2 separate regions of the Homo sapiens genome follow, and region 2 is linked to region 1. Evidence: chromatin loops called from intact Hi-C (ENCODE). Cell type or tissue: Caco-2. All regions are shown on one strand. Each heading gives the region's core, and the rest is flanking DNA. Links, peaks and the distances in the headings are about the cores only. Region 1 has its middle 66 kb from the start of IRX6. Region 2 has its middle 190 kb from the start of IRX5.

Region 1 (4,000 bases), core at 1-4,000:
ATGGTGACAATGAGATCCAGAGAAAAGGAAAGAAGAATGGACTTGAAACCCTCCTGAGGCTCTAATGATGGTGATTCTGCAAGGCTGAGAGCAGAGATTTACATATTTGCTGTCAAGGTGAAGGTACCACAACGTGGATGCCATCTGGCAGGCACCTGGGTGGCTGACACGCAACATCAAGTGCAGTATCATGAAAATTAGCCAAGCTGGGCCCTGGTACTTCATTGCTACCTGGTGTGACGGTGGACACCCAACATCCACACCCTGGCTCCCAGTCTCCCCACCTTTAAAATGGATTTGATCTCCAGATTGCTACGTTTGTGTCCATATGTAATGGACAAAAGTGGTGATGGACTAACAAATTACGGGATGAGGATCTGCAGGCTTTATTTACTACTAAAATGTTTATTTCATGTGTTGATTATCTGCAGCATCGCCACCTTGCAGTTAGTCACTGGAGTCCTCTCAGAATAGGAACCCACCACTGCTCCCGAGTAAGCCGGTGACCTGCAGCTAAAAAATTAATCCTTTCGTGTCTCAGTTTTCTGATCTTTACATCAGTGATGATAGCAGTGCCACCTTGTAGAGTTCTTGTGAAAATTAAATGAGTTAATGAACTTAAAGTGCCTAAACAGTAGCTGGCAGAAAGTAAATGCTCAATAAATGTTAGGTATTTTGACCATAATCGTCATTTTTTTCTCATTGGCCTCTTTTTTCTCTTCTTATGCCTTAGGATTTGAGAGATGTCCCTTAAACACCAACTGGTGTGTTCTGTGTAAAAGACACTCAACAGGCCGGGTGCAGTGGCTCACGCCTGTAATCCCAGCGCTTTGAGAGGCCGAGGCAGGCAGATCACTTGAGACCAGGAGTTCGAGATCAGCCTGGCCAACATGGCAAAACCTTGTCTCTACTAAAAAATACAAAGATTAGTCGGGTGTGGTGGCTTATGCCTGTAGTTCCAGCTACTTGGGAGGCTGAGGCATGAGAATCGCTTGAACCTGGGAGGCGGAGGTTGTGGTGAGCCAAGACTGTGCCACTGCATTCCAGCCTGGGTGACAGAGTGAGAATTTGTCTCAAAAAAAAAATAAAATAAAATAAAATAAATAAATAAATAAATAAATAAAGGCACTCAACAGGGTAGACATAGGAAGTAATCCTGGTCTGGCTTGGCCTGGCTTAGCCTCTGGAGGCGGCTGTTTTTCCACCTGGTAAATTGATGATTTTCATTGCGTATTTTCTCTGAGTGTTTGTTAACTCCAGGGCAGTCTTTTGGAGTTAGTTTGTCATTGACTTGAACCCACCAGAGAAGAGTTGACCTCTCATTCTGCATCTGGCATTCAGGGTACGGCGCCAGGACTCAATCAACAAAGAGTGGAAATAGCCATTGGCCGTTGAGGACCCGCCAGGCCTTGGCATGCCAGAGGGAATGTCTTTTTTGGTTATGCCCGGTAAGTACAACAAACTAAAAGAGAAAAAATAAATAAATTTGGACAAAGCGATCTCAATTCATGTGTTTTGAAGAAACCTGGAATAACTTAGAGAAGAGAGATGACAAATATATGTTTCCGGAAAATATTAGCTGAAACTGCAACCACCGTTGTAAACATTTGCCGTCCTCCTGCAGAGGAGGGAGCACGCCACCTCATCTTGTTGCATTTAAGTCCATATATAATGGATAAAAGTGCTGATGGACTAACCAATTATGGGGTGAGGATCTGCAGATTTTATTTACTATGAAAACGTGTATTTTATCGGTTGGTTATTTAAATAAATGGCTGGAATACAAATCAACTGACAAAAACCATCGTTCCTCTCAAGGATGAAATATTTGAATTCATTATTCAAAGGCTTTTGGAAGCCTCTGGATGACTGAGTGGATTTGTCACCAGTCTTGTTGATCGCTGATAGAAGTTCCTGACATGGGGTTTAGGGTTGCTTTCTGGTAAGATTCCAGGGGCAGCCTTTTGGAGTTAGTGTGTCATTGAATCGGACCTGTCAGAAAAGAGTTGGCCTCTCATTCTGCATCTGGCAATTTGGGGTATGGCACAGGGTAAGAGCCTGCTGTGGTGGGGCCCTCTGCCAGGTACTTTTGTCTTCTGTATCTCATTTAAATCACACAGGACAGGCTCCTCTGCCTCAAAACTGGCCCCCTCTTGGCGAATCTTGTCAGCATTCACATGGCAATATAATACCAGAATTCACCCTGGGAACCCTTCTGAACAGGCCTTCCTCCAGCCAAGCCTTGTGTGGCCCCACCCTGGGTCCATGAGCAGACACGGCCACAGGGTGTCGCTGTCCCACTGGGCTGGGCCACGCTGAGCATTTATCTGGCTGTTAAAAAACCCCGTCTCTTAAAGAAAACAGTGCAACACGCAGTTGCGTAGCTACTCAGACAGGCCTTAATTATAATGCAAACCTTGTCAAAAAGATGATGTTTACTGTAGGAGGCATTTTACAGGACTAACTTTCACATGCTAGATTCAGTTTTCAACAAAATAAAAAAGAGAAGAAAAAGAAAAGAAAAGCAAGAGAGAAATCAAATGAGCCTTCTCAACACTTGATACCTCACGTTGTGATATTTTGATATGTTATGTGGTTGTGTTGCGGGATGATGAATGTCAGAATGAAGTTTTTTCTTCTTTTTCTTTTTCTTCCTTTTTTCTCTTTTCCTTCCTTTTTTTCTTTTTTCCTTCTGGCAGCTTTGTTTTTTTTCTTCTTCCAAGAGCTACAAAAAAAATGTTTTTCAAATGAACACAGGCAAGGATATGTCACCCAGTGATGGATAGCTCACTCCGGCTCAGCTTTTGATAATTAAGTTCTACTCTTCACAGACGAAGGCCATTCTGCCAAATCTAAAATACCCCAGAAAATGTAAAATTAGAACCTTATGAGAAAAAAGATTAAAAGAGCTAAATATATATGTATGTAGTTTGGTTAGGTGGTGATTGGCATGGGGTGGGGTGCGGAGAAGGGATTGATTTGATAACTGCCTACAAATCTGCACAGAGACACATGGCAAGGAAGAAGGGGGATATTTACACAGGGAGACAAGGTCAGATTAAGAGTAATTAAATGACCTAAATAATAATAACAGCAATAATAATAATAATAAAGAACATTTACGACAAATATCACACAATCGTGACTGACAAGAGCTAGCACTTAACTAAGGTAGAGCCGCCTAAGGGACACAATAGACACTTGAACCCTTAAGACATTTCCTATGCATCTTCCCTATGCACAGGCAGGTAATACTCTACAGAGACTGAAAATCCCTCTTGGTTTCCCAGAGGTTGGGCAAGCTTTCTTAAAGCTCTGAATTCTGCATCTACAAATCTTACATTAAGAGCCCTGAGGTTACACAGCATTAAATACAATTTGCTAACTGAAATGCTCAACTGGTTCTAAATCATAAGCTGGGGAGTCCATGGGGCTGCTCCGGAAACCTCCCGTGAAGTCCCAGCCAAGGTCAAGGAGATCCCGATACTTGCATGCGGCAGTGTCTCTCGATCTCTCATTGCTTGGAGGCCACCATCTTGTTTTGCTGCATTTGCCACTCACCTACCACGCGCAGGCTGCACTGGTGGAAAATCCGGCCCTGAAACCCGCCTGTCGTTTCACCATGGATCACCACCACCGACCACAACAAGCACCAGGGATTGCTCAGTGATTTATTAGAAGAGACTGCAAAAGATACTTTAAAAGCAAATTCTCTTACCCCCGTGTAATGTACCACGGCAGGGAGGAAAGGCCAATAACCCATGTGGCCATTACATTCTTGGCACCCTCTTAGTTGGCTCACTCAAGTGGGCAGGAGCCGGGTTTCATAAACCGTTCCTATCTTGAGGACTCCTGGCGTTCATTTGATCGCCCTGAAAGCTGGATCCTTATCTGCTGCAGTAATTTATCTTTTTGGAAGGAGAAAGCAGCGGCAAAGACAGATGCAGTTGATAAATACACTATTTTCCAGCGTACAATCAGTCTCAGTTAAATGTTAAAG
Region 2 (8,531 bases), core at 3,862-7,861, 140 kb after region 1:
TCCTTTTAACCAGCCAGAGGATGGTGGGGAGGAGGAAGGCATTTGGCAGATGGGACAGCAGGAGCAGAAGTGAGCTGGTGCAGGGAGCTTGGTGTGCATGGCTGGGCCATGTGAACCGCTTGGCTGAGCTGGGGTGGAGGGAGTTGTGGGTGTGGGTTGGTCACGCTCCAAAGGGCCTCGGGGGACCTGCGAGGGCTCTCAGCTGCATCTTGCTGCCAGCAGGGTGCTAGGTTGTTGTGGCCTGACTAGGAACAGCATGAGGCTTTGCGCTTTGCTTGAAACTGGAGTTCTGAGGAGACAGGGACGAGTGAATGAGAGAGCCGGAGTAGGGAAGGCCTGGGATGAGAATGAAATCAACAATATACTGTTACAGTAGGTAGTCAGGCAGACATAAGCAGGGGAGGAGGGGGACCCCATCAGGAATGCCAGGCCACCAGGATGGTCAGGCAGTTGTCAAAGTGTCTCTGAAATAGTAATTGGTTGCAGCCAGTGCAGGGGAAGGCAGTCTCCCAACAGATAAAATACACCTGAAGCTGTTGATCAGCATTCTGGATAAGATCTCAGGAGTTGGGCGAGTGGGCTCAAGTATGGGCAAGTAGGCTCAAGTGTACACTCTAAGAGGCAAAATGGCGGAGTTTACCTGGTATATGACCTTCCTCCAAGAACACTTGACTGGTAAGGAAAAAAACGCCTCAAATGAGGACGCACACAACTTCAGTAAACGCATTGCACATGTGGTCCCTCCCAAGTGCTGGCAGCCCACTGCACCTGCAGACAGCCCATGCCAAAGGAAGAATCAGAGAGGACAAGAGGCAACCCCCGGAAGCATGCAAATGTATAAAATCCCAAGTAAAAGGCTGAACCGTGCACTTGAATCTCTTAAGTCACCTGCTTGACCCTCTTTCAAGTATACTTTATTTCCTTTTGTTCATGTTCTAAAACTGTTTAATAAACTTTCACTTCTACTCTAAAACTTGCCACGGTCTCTCACTCTGCTGTATGCCCTTAGATGAATTTTTTCCTCTGAGGAGGTGAGAATTGAGTTGCCACAGACCTGTACAGATTCGCCACTGATAACAATACCAAACATTTATATCACACTAACTGTGTGCCAGACACCAGGCTTAAAATTGATCTATGCTGTCGGACTTAATCCTCACATCTGTAAAAAATGAGGCTCAGAGAGGTAAAGGAACTAACCCAAGGTCACACAGCCAGTAAGTCATTCCCTGCCATGGCCTGCAAAGTGCTATGTGATCTGACCCCAACCAAGAATTTTGGCCTCATCTCTTTCTTTTCTCCTCCTACCCTGTTCTGGCCACACTGACCTGGAGGGTTCTGGAGCCAGCCCTCCTTACCCTTGCCTCACGGCTTTTGCACCTGCTGTTCCCTCATCCTCTGCTTATCCCAGGACTGACGAATTCTTATCCTGCATGCCCCACGCTCCTGGGGAGCCCTTCCCAAACTGCTCTCTCTCTGAAGAGTCTATGGCAGATATTTCCTGAGATCTGAGCCACAACCCTTCAGGCCACCTAGGATTGTGGCTGCAGCTGTGGCTGGTGGACAGTTCTAGAGCAAATGGGCCTCATCTCATCTAAGTACTGCCTCATTGCTCAGCTTTTCTGTCTTCAGCCTTCTTCACAGCCTTGGCAGCTTGCCTAGTCTTGTGTGTGTTTTGCAGGGGTTGCTGGGAGGGGGCTTAGGGGAGTTAATGCCCCATTGAACCAATGAGAAACAGATGGACTGTGTAGATAAATGCCACAGCCTTGTGTCCTTCAGGGAGATAATTTGAGGCATGCTCTAGCTAGTACCTTTGAGGATCCTCCAGGGGATTGGGTTTCAGGGGTTCACAGTGGTGACTCCTTCACTAACACACCTTTTATTTGCTTTTTCCCATTCCCTGTCTCACTCTTCTTGTTCCTTCATTGCTTCCTGAGAACAACTCCTAGATTACCCACCTACCCACCTGCACCCAAACTCTGTGAATTCAGAGTCTGGAAACCAGACATGCACCTGCCCCAACCCTGTTAGTTTCTATCAAAAAAGATGTCCCCCTATGTGCATCACCTCCTGGTATTCATACCCTTACATAGCCTGACATTGTGTCAGGGTGGCCGGGGGTGACCAACAAAATCCAGTGGAGGCCACAGCATGTGACTTCTAAGGCTAAGTCATAGAAGACGTTCCTCCTCTTCCTCTTCCTCCTCCTCCTCCTTCTTCTTCTTCCTCTTGTTCTTCTAGACAGGGTCTTGCTCTGTTGCCCAGGCTGGAATGCAGTGGTGCAAACACAGCTCACTGCAGCCTCAACCTCTGGAATGAAGCAATCCTCTCATCTCAGCCTCCCAAGTAGCTGAGGCTACACGCATGGCCACCAGACACAGGTAATTTTTATTTTTATTTCTGTAGAGGTGGGGTCTCTCTATGTTGCCCAGGCTAGTCTCAGATGCCTGGGCTCAAGCAATTCTCCTGCCTCAGCCTTCCAAAGTTCTGGGATTATAGGTGTGAGCCACTGTGCCTGGCTATCCTTCCTTTTGGATCACTTGGGTCACTCACTGTAGAGGCCACGAGCCACCCTGCAGTAAGAACACTCAGAAAACCCTAAAGAGAGGTCCATGTGATTAGAAACTGATGCCTCCTGCCAACAGCCAGCATCACCCAGCCATCCTTGTGAGTCAGCCAAATTGGAAAAGGAACCTGCAGCCCCAGTGAAGCCTTGAGATGACCCAGCCCCAGCTGACAACTTGACTGCAACTTCACAAGAGACCTTGAGCCACAACCACCCAACTAAGCTGCTCCTGCATTCCTGATCCACAAAATGATGCAAAATAATAAATGCTCATGATTATTTTAAGCTGCTAAGTTTTGGGTTAATTTGTTATTCAGCAATACATAACTAATACATTTGTTGAATGGCATCAATTTTACAAATATTTGTTGCAGACCTACCATGAGTCAGGTGCTGCTATTATAATGCTGACCAAGGCAGATATAGGCAAATGCTAATGTAATTACAGCTGTACTATGTGTTGCGAAGAAGAGGAATCTGGTGCCCTGGAGAGTGCAGTGAAAGGAACTGGCCTTGTCCAGCAGGTTAGGGAAGGCTTTCCCAAGGAAGTAACTGTGACCCTAAGAACTGTAGAATGAGTAGGGGTTGATCAGGTGACAAGGGGTGAGGGAGCTGTAAGAACGTTGTGTGTATTCCCCCTTGGCACTTTTGCTCAGACTGGTTTCTCCTACCTGGAATTCCTTTTTCCCAATGTCTACTTAATTCCATTCTACCTGTACTCAAGTTTCAACTCATATACAGCCTTCTCTGGAAAAACTTCCCTATTTCCCATAGTGCAATTAGTTCCTCACCTGGTGCACAGAGGTGTACCAAGTGTGCACCCCTATGGGTGCACATAGCACGTGACAAACCTCTCAACATATTTTTCTCACTCTCTTTTAGTGTCATGGTTCATAGAATGGGCTCTAAAATCAGATTACATAAATTCAAATCTCTACTTAACAATTATTCACTATCTAACCTCCCTGGGTTTATCTATAAAATAAGAGTAACTACCTCATAAGGGTTTTGCAAGGATTAAATGGTTAACATATGTACGAATAACATATGGATATCACTACCATAATGTTACATAAAAAACAACCCCAAAACTCAGTGGCTGAAACAATGATGTCCTCTTGTTTGTGTATATGATGGTTGGCTGGGAACTGGCTGATCTTGGCTGGGCTCTGCTGAGCTTGGCTCCAAGCTGCAGCACACGTGAGTTTGTTCCATGGTTCTGTCTTCTTCCTTGAACCATTGAGCTGTTCAGGAGACACTCTTCTCATGATGATAGCAGCAACATGAGGGAACAAGCCCAATTACACAAGCACTTTCAAGCCCTTGCTTGTGTCACATCTGTGAGCAGCCCTTTAGCTAAAGCTAGTAACATGGCTGAGCTCAAAATCAAGGCAGGGGAGTACATTTCACCTGTGATGGAAAGACAGCCAAGTCATGTAACAAGAGACCTGGATACAGGAAGTGTAAAGAATTGGGACAAGCAATTCCACCTATCATAAGACAGGCAGAACATTTTGAACATGCCAGGCACATTGCAGGTGCTCAAATAATTTGTGAGCTATGATATTATTTTCATATACGTCTTATGTGTCCATCCTACAACTGCAACCCCCAACTAGACTTTGAATTCCTTGGAGAGGGAAGGAGATTAACTGAAATATGCATGCCCTTTGTGCTGGGCATTGTGCTGCACTTTACCAGCTTTCTCCCACTGAAACTTAACAACTGTCCAGTAAGGAGGATTCTAATTCAATCTAGTTATGAAGAAACTGAGGTTCAGAGAGGTTAAGTGACTTGCTCAAGAACACACAGCTAATGAGTAATGCAGGTATCCATATGGTTCATTTTCTTACTCTATTCAGGTCTCTGTTCCAAAGGCACCTCTCAAGGAGGCTTTCACTGACAACTCCATTTAAAAGGGTACCCCATTTCTCTCTACATACTGTTATTCTGCTTTATCTTTCATTTTTCTGCATACCATATACCAACACCTGACATATTATACGCTTGATTACTGAATCCCCTGGTCTCCTCTGAGATCAGGGATCTTGTCTGTCTTATTCACTCCTATAACACTGGCATCCAGAGCAGTGTCTGGCCTGAAAGAGCTCAATACATTTATTGAATAAAGAATTGTGTTGTGAGCTGCAATCTATCTGACAACCCAACAAAATAGTAAGATAACTTTTCATTTTATTGTTAATAAAACTGAGGTTCAGAAAGGTAAAGTGACTTGCCCAGGGCAGCATAGTTAATAAGCATTCCTGTTGGGTTTTGAAAGTGTGTCTCTGCATGATCCCAAAGATGTTGTCATTTCCCCTAGACCGTGTTGTCTCACTGGAAACTCTCAACATGGAATAGCCCTGAGGCTGACAGCATCCTTGCACTCAACTGGGTCCTCGACCCAGCTCAAGGCAGGTCCCTGGGACGTGGCTTGAGAACCTTCCTTTCCTCCCCTCCAGTGGTGACATGGTGCTCAGGAAAGGACAAGTCACTGGTATCAGACAGAGGGCTGGGCCTTGCCCACTGGTCCCTCTTGTTGAGCTGTGTGACCTTGGGCAATGCTCCTCCCCTCCCTGGCCTTAGTTCTGGGTTCCAAAGAGATACTCAGGAACCGCCACTGTAGTAAGGGAGGGTCTCAGTGTACAGGGCTCAGAACCCCTACTCTGGCTCCTGGCTCTACCCAGGGTAGCTTAACATACCTGTTCTGTAGATTTGCGTTTCTAGTAAATTGTCCCTTGATACACACCTATTAGAATAGTGGGAAAAGGTAACAGTATCAATTGCCGGTGAAGATATAGAACAGCCAGAACTCTCATTCATTGCTGATGGGAATGCAACATGGTGCAATCACTTCGGAAAACAATTTGGTGGTTTCTTAGAAAGTTGAACATATACTTATAACATGACCCAGAATGCACTTGTATTTTCCAAAAAGATATAATATATATGTTGTGTGTGTTTATACAAAAGCCTGTACTCAAATGTTCATAGAATCTTCGTAATAGCCGAAAAGTAGAAATAAACTCAATATCCCTCCTGTGGGGAATGGCTAAACAAACTGTGGTTTATCCATACAATGAATTCCATGCAGCAACCAAGGGCAATGAGCTACCGACACACAGAGCAACCGAATGGGTCTCCAGGGCATTGTGTTAAATGAAATGGCCGCATTATGTGTGATTCCATTTACAGAACATTCTGAAAAAGGCAACACTCCAGGGACAGAAAACAGATCCATGGTTGCCAGGGGTGGGGGAAGGGGCTGACCACAAGGGACTTGGGGATTTTAGGGGGACGATAGAACTCTTCTATATCTTGATTGTGGTAGTAGTTACACAACTGTATGTTTTTGTTAAAGCAGCAGAATTGTATGCTGTAAGGGTGAATTTTGCTGAATGCAAATTATACCCTAATTTAATACTTAAAAAAAATCATCTGAAGAAAAGATTCTGTGGCTGCAAAACAAAAGCTGGAAAATCCCCAAACTGGAGCAGACTAGAGGTCTTTCCCAATACACCAGTGTGGGTTCCTGGGAAGACCCAGCTTCTGCCCTTGCCTGCTCTGAGCTGAGGCCAGGGGTTCGGTTTGTGGGTCTGACACCATGTGTCTGAGTATCTGCTGGGTGCCCTGCCTGGAAGACGTTTGGTCCTCTCATGCCTGCTCCTGTGTGGCCTCCACTGAACAAACACTGACCCCTGCTGTCTTCATCTATTCCTTCTTCACTCCAGCTTGATCTCAGGACCAGAAAACCATGGTCCATCCCTAGGTCTGGGGAAGTCACAGGGGTAGCAGAGATGGGGAGCTGATCTGAGGCTAGGAAAAGACCTGGCAGCCAGTGCTTCAGGGGATGGACGCGATGGTGAACTGGGCTTTTTTCCTGGAGCCTCAAGCTGCCTCCTGGCCCTGGGGCAGGGTAGGACAGATGGGTCAAGGGCCAGGCAGACACCAGGTGGATAGCCCAGAGGCTCCCAGGACACATTACTATGTCTTTTCCTTGTCCAGGTTTTACTGTCCTGGCCTTGGCATCAGAAGGGGACACCAGGGCTTCCACAGATGGGGGCAGCACTGGGGTGGGGTAGGAGGCAGACAGAGGACTTTGGTGAAGTCCTGCTCAGCCTCTCTGGACCTCAGTCTTTTTAGCTGTTAAGTAGGGATGCCAATCACTGCTCCTCTATTTCATTTATTCATGTACTGAGCACCAGTTACTATAGAGGTCTTTGGGAGTAAGGGGATGATCGTCACTACCGGGATCCCTGGCTCCACAGAGCTCAGAGATTCACAGTGATAGTAGTACCATCAAGCTGTGGCTATGCCCAGGCCCAGTCTACAGGGAGGCCTTGGAATTGGTCTACTATTTACAACTGCCTGGGGACCACTCAGGAGAAATGAGGGGAAGAGAGACTGGCTAGAAGCAGATGGTGGGATAGATCCTGGGCTCTCTTGGCAGCTTCTCCTTGACCCTCCTGTCCCAGAGCCCCCTTAAACCTGTCCTCAGATGCTGGTTCAGATGAGAGAACACCAACCTCTGGGGTGAACATGCCCAGGGTGAGGGAGGCCCAGGGGGCCAGGAACAATGTGCCTGGGCCCATGTGCTGATGTGCATGCACTTACATGTGTGGATATTTGCATGTGTAGTGACTTGTACATATGAGTGTGTGTGCATATGACTGCTTATGAATACATGCTAGGGCTTGCATGTATCTGTGCTTGCATGTGTGTACATCTCTAAGGGTAAGAACACACAGTCCTGTGGATCTCTGCATATGTGCACTGTCACATGTGTGTGGGGGTGTGAGCGCGGGGTGCATCTGCGTGCATGAGCAATGTGGCCAGTGTGTGCCTCTGTGTTCTCATGTGGGTACATGTGTCTGAAGCAGTATACACTGATACATGAGCTTACGTACATATTTCTGGCTCTGCAGGTACACAATGTACACAATGTGTGTGTTGGTGAGTCTGAGTGTGTGTGCGTTTTTGTGTGTGCATTTGTGTGTGTGTGTGCAGAGCTACCAGGATTCATTTCCCATCTCAAGTCCCAAGAACCCTTGTCTAAGAAAGGGGCTGCTGCCCCAGCTGCCCAAGGTTGAGGGTTCAGGCAAACACACAGCTGCCTTCCTCCTGGGGCAAAGCCGGAGCCTCCCCAGGTGTCAGCAGCTACCCCAGCAGGGCAGGGCCAGGCCAAGCACAGCCAGCCAAGCACCGACGCGCTCCCTTCATGTGGTGGCATGGGCCTATTTCTGTCTTGTTTGGTTCATCCTGGCCGGGTGTTCCCATCCAATAATGCCCTGTTTCTCCACCCGGCTATTTCGGCTGAGGAATGTGCTGTTTGTGTCTCAAGCAGAAAACCAAAAACCCCCATTATGGTTAGCTGTCCTGCGGCTTCGAGCAGCCACTCATTTATTTAGGTTTCTCCTGGTCTATATTTGTCGATGGATGACAAGATGAACTCAGAAGGCAGGGGGTGGAGGGGACCAGGGCCTCTCTGGGGAGGCTGGGACATCATCTCAGGCCTCCCTTCTGCCCAGGGCAGTATTTGACTTCTCCTCCAGGAGGAGTCGGCCCTTCTGCTCTCCTCACCCCACCCTGGGCTGCAACACCCCTAGGACATACTTCCCTTCAGACCATCAGTGGCTGGTTGTCCCAGCCAGGCCTCTCCTCTCTGCTTGCCTTAGTTCCACCGCAAATTCTCCCCATGTAGGATTTTTCTAGAGTCCGGCTCCACACAGCCAGAGCAGCATTGGTACAGTTAGGATGCAGAATCCAGAACAAAGCTGTCTGGTTCAAATCTTGGCTTGGCCATCTGCTGGCTGGGTAGCCTCAAAGGAGTTACTCAACTTCTTTGTGTAGCCATCCCCTCATCTATGAAATAGAAACAATAATTTCTTTCCAATTGTAAGGCACACATTTTCACACTCTGATGTTGGTCTTACAATCAGTGGTCTGACATTAAGTGACCACATTT

Evidence for each region. Peaks named below come from ENCODE experiments on the same cell type or tissue, not always from the same donor. Only the 100,000 strongest peaks of a DNase experiment are listed, where the experiment ranks them.
Region 2: it touches region 1 in a loop (27-fold over the local background); 6 of 110 quality-filtered maps call a loop at or near these places.

Annotation. Positions count from the first base shown.
Region 1 is chr16:55,256,444-55,260,443 of GRCh38, reverse strand. No RefSeq gene overlaps it. Among named protein-coding and RNA genes, the nearest start is that of IRX6, 66 kb to the left of the region's middle. In Caco-2, for the core only: a CTCF peak has its summit at 2,292 (motif pointing right); a DNase peak (open chromatin) is centred at 2,283.
Region 2 is chr16:55,118,288-55,126,818 of GRCh38, reverse strand. No RefSeq gene overlaps it. Among named protein-coding and RNA genes, the nearest start is that of IRX5, 190 kb to the right of the region's middle. In Caco-2, for the core only: no CTCF peak of the experiment used is centred there; a DNase peak (open chromatin) is centred at 6,218.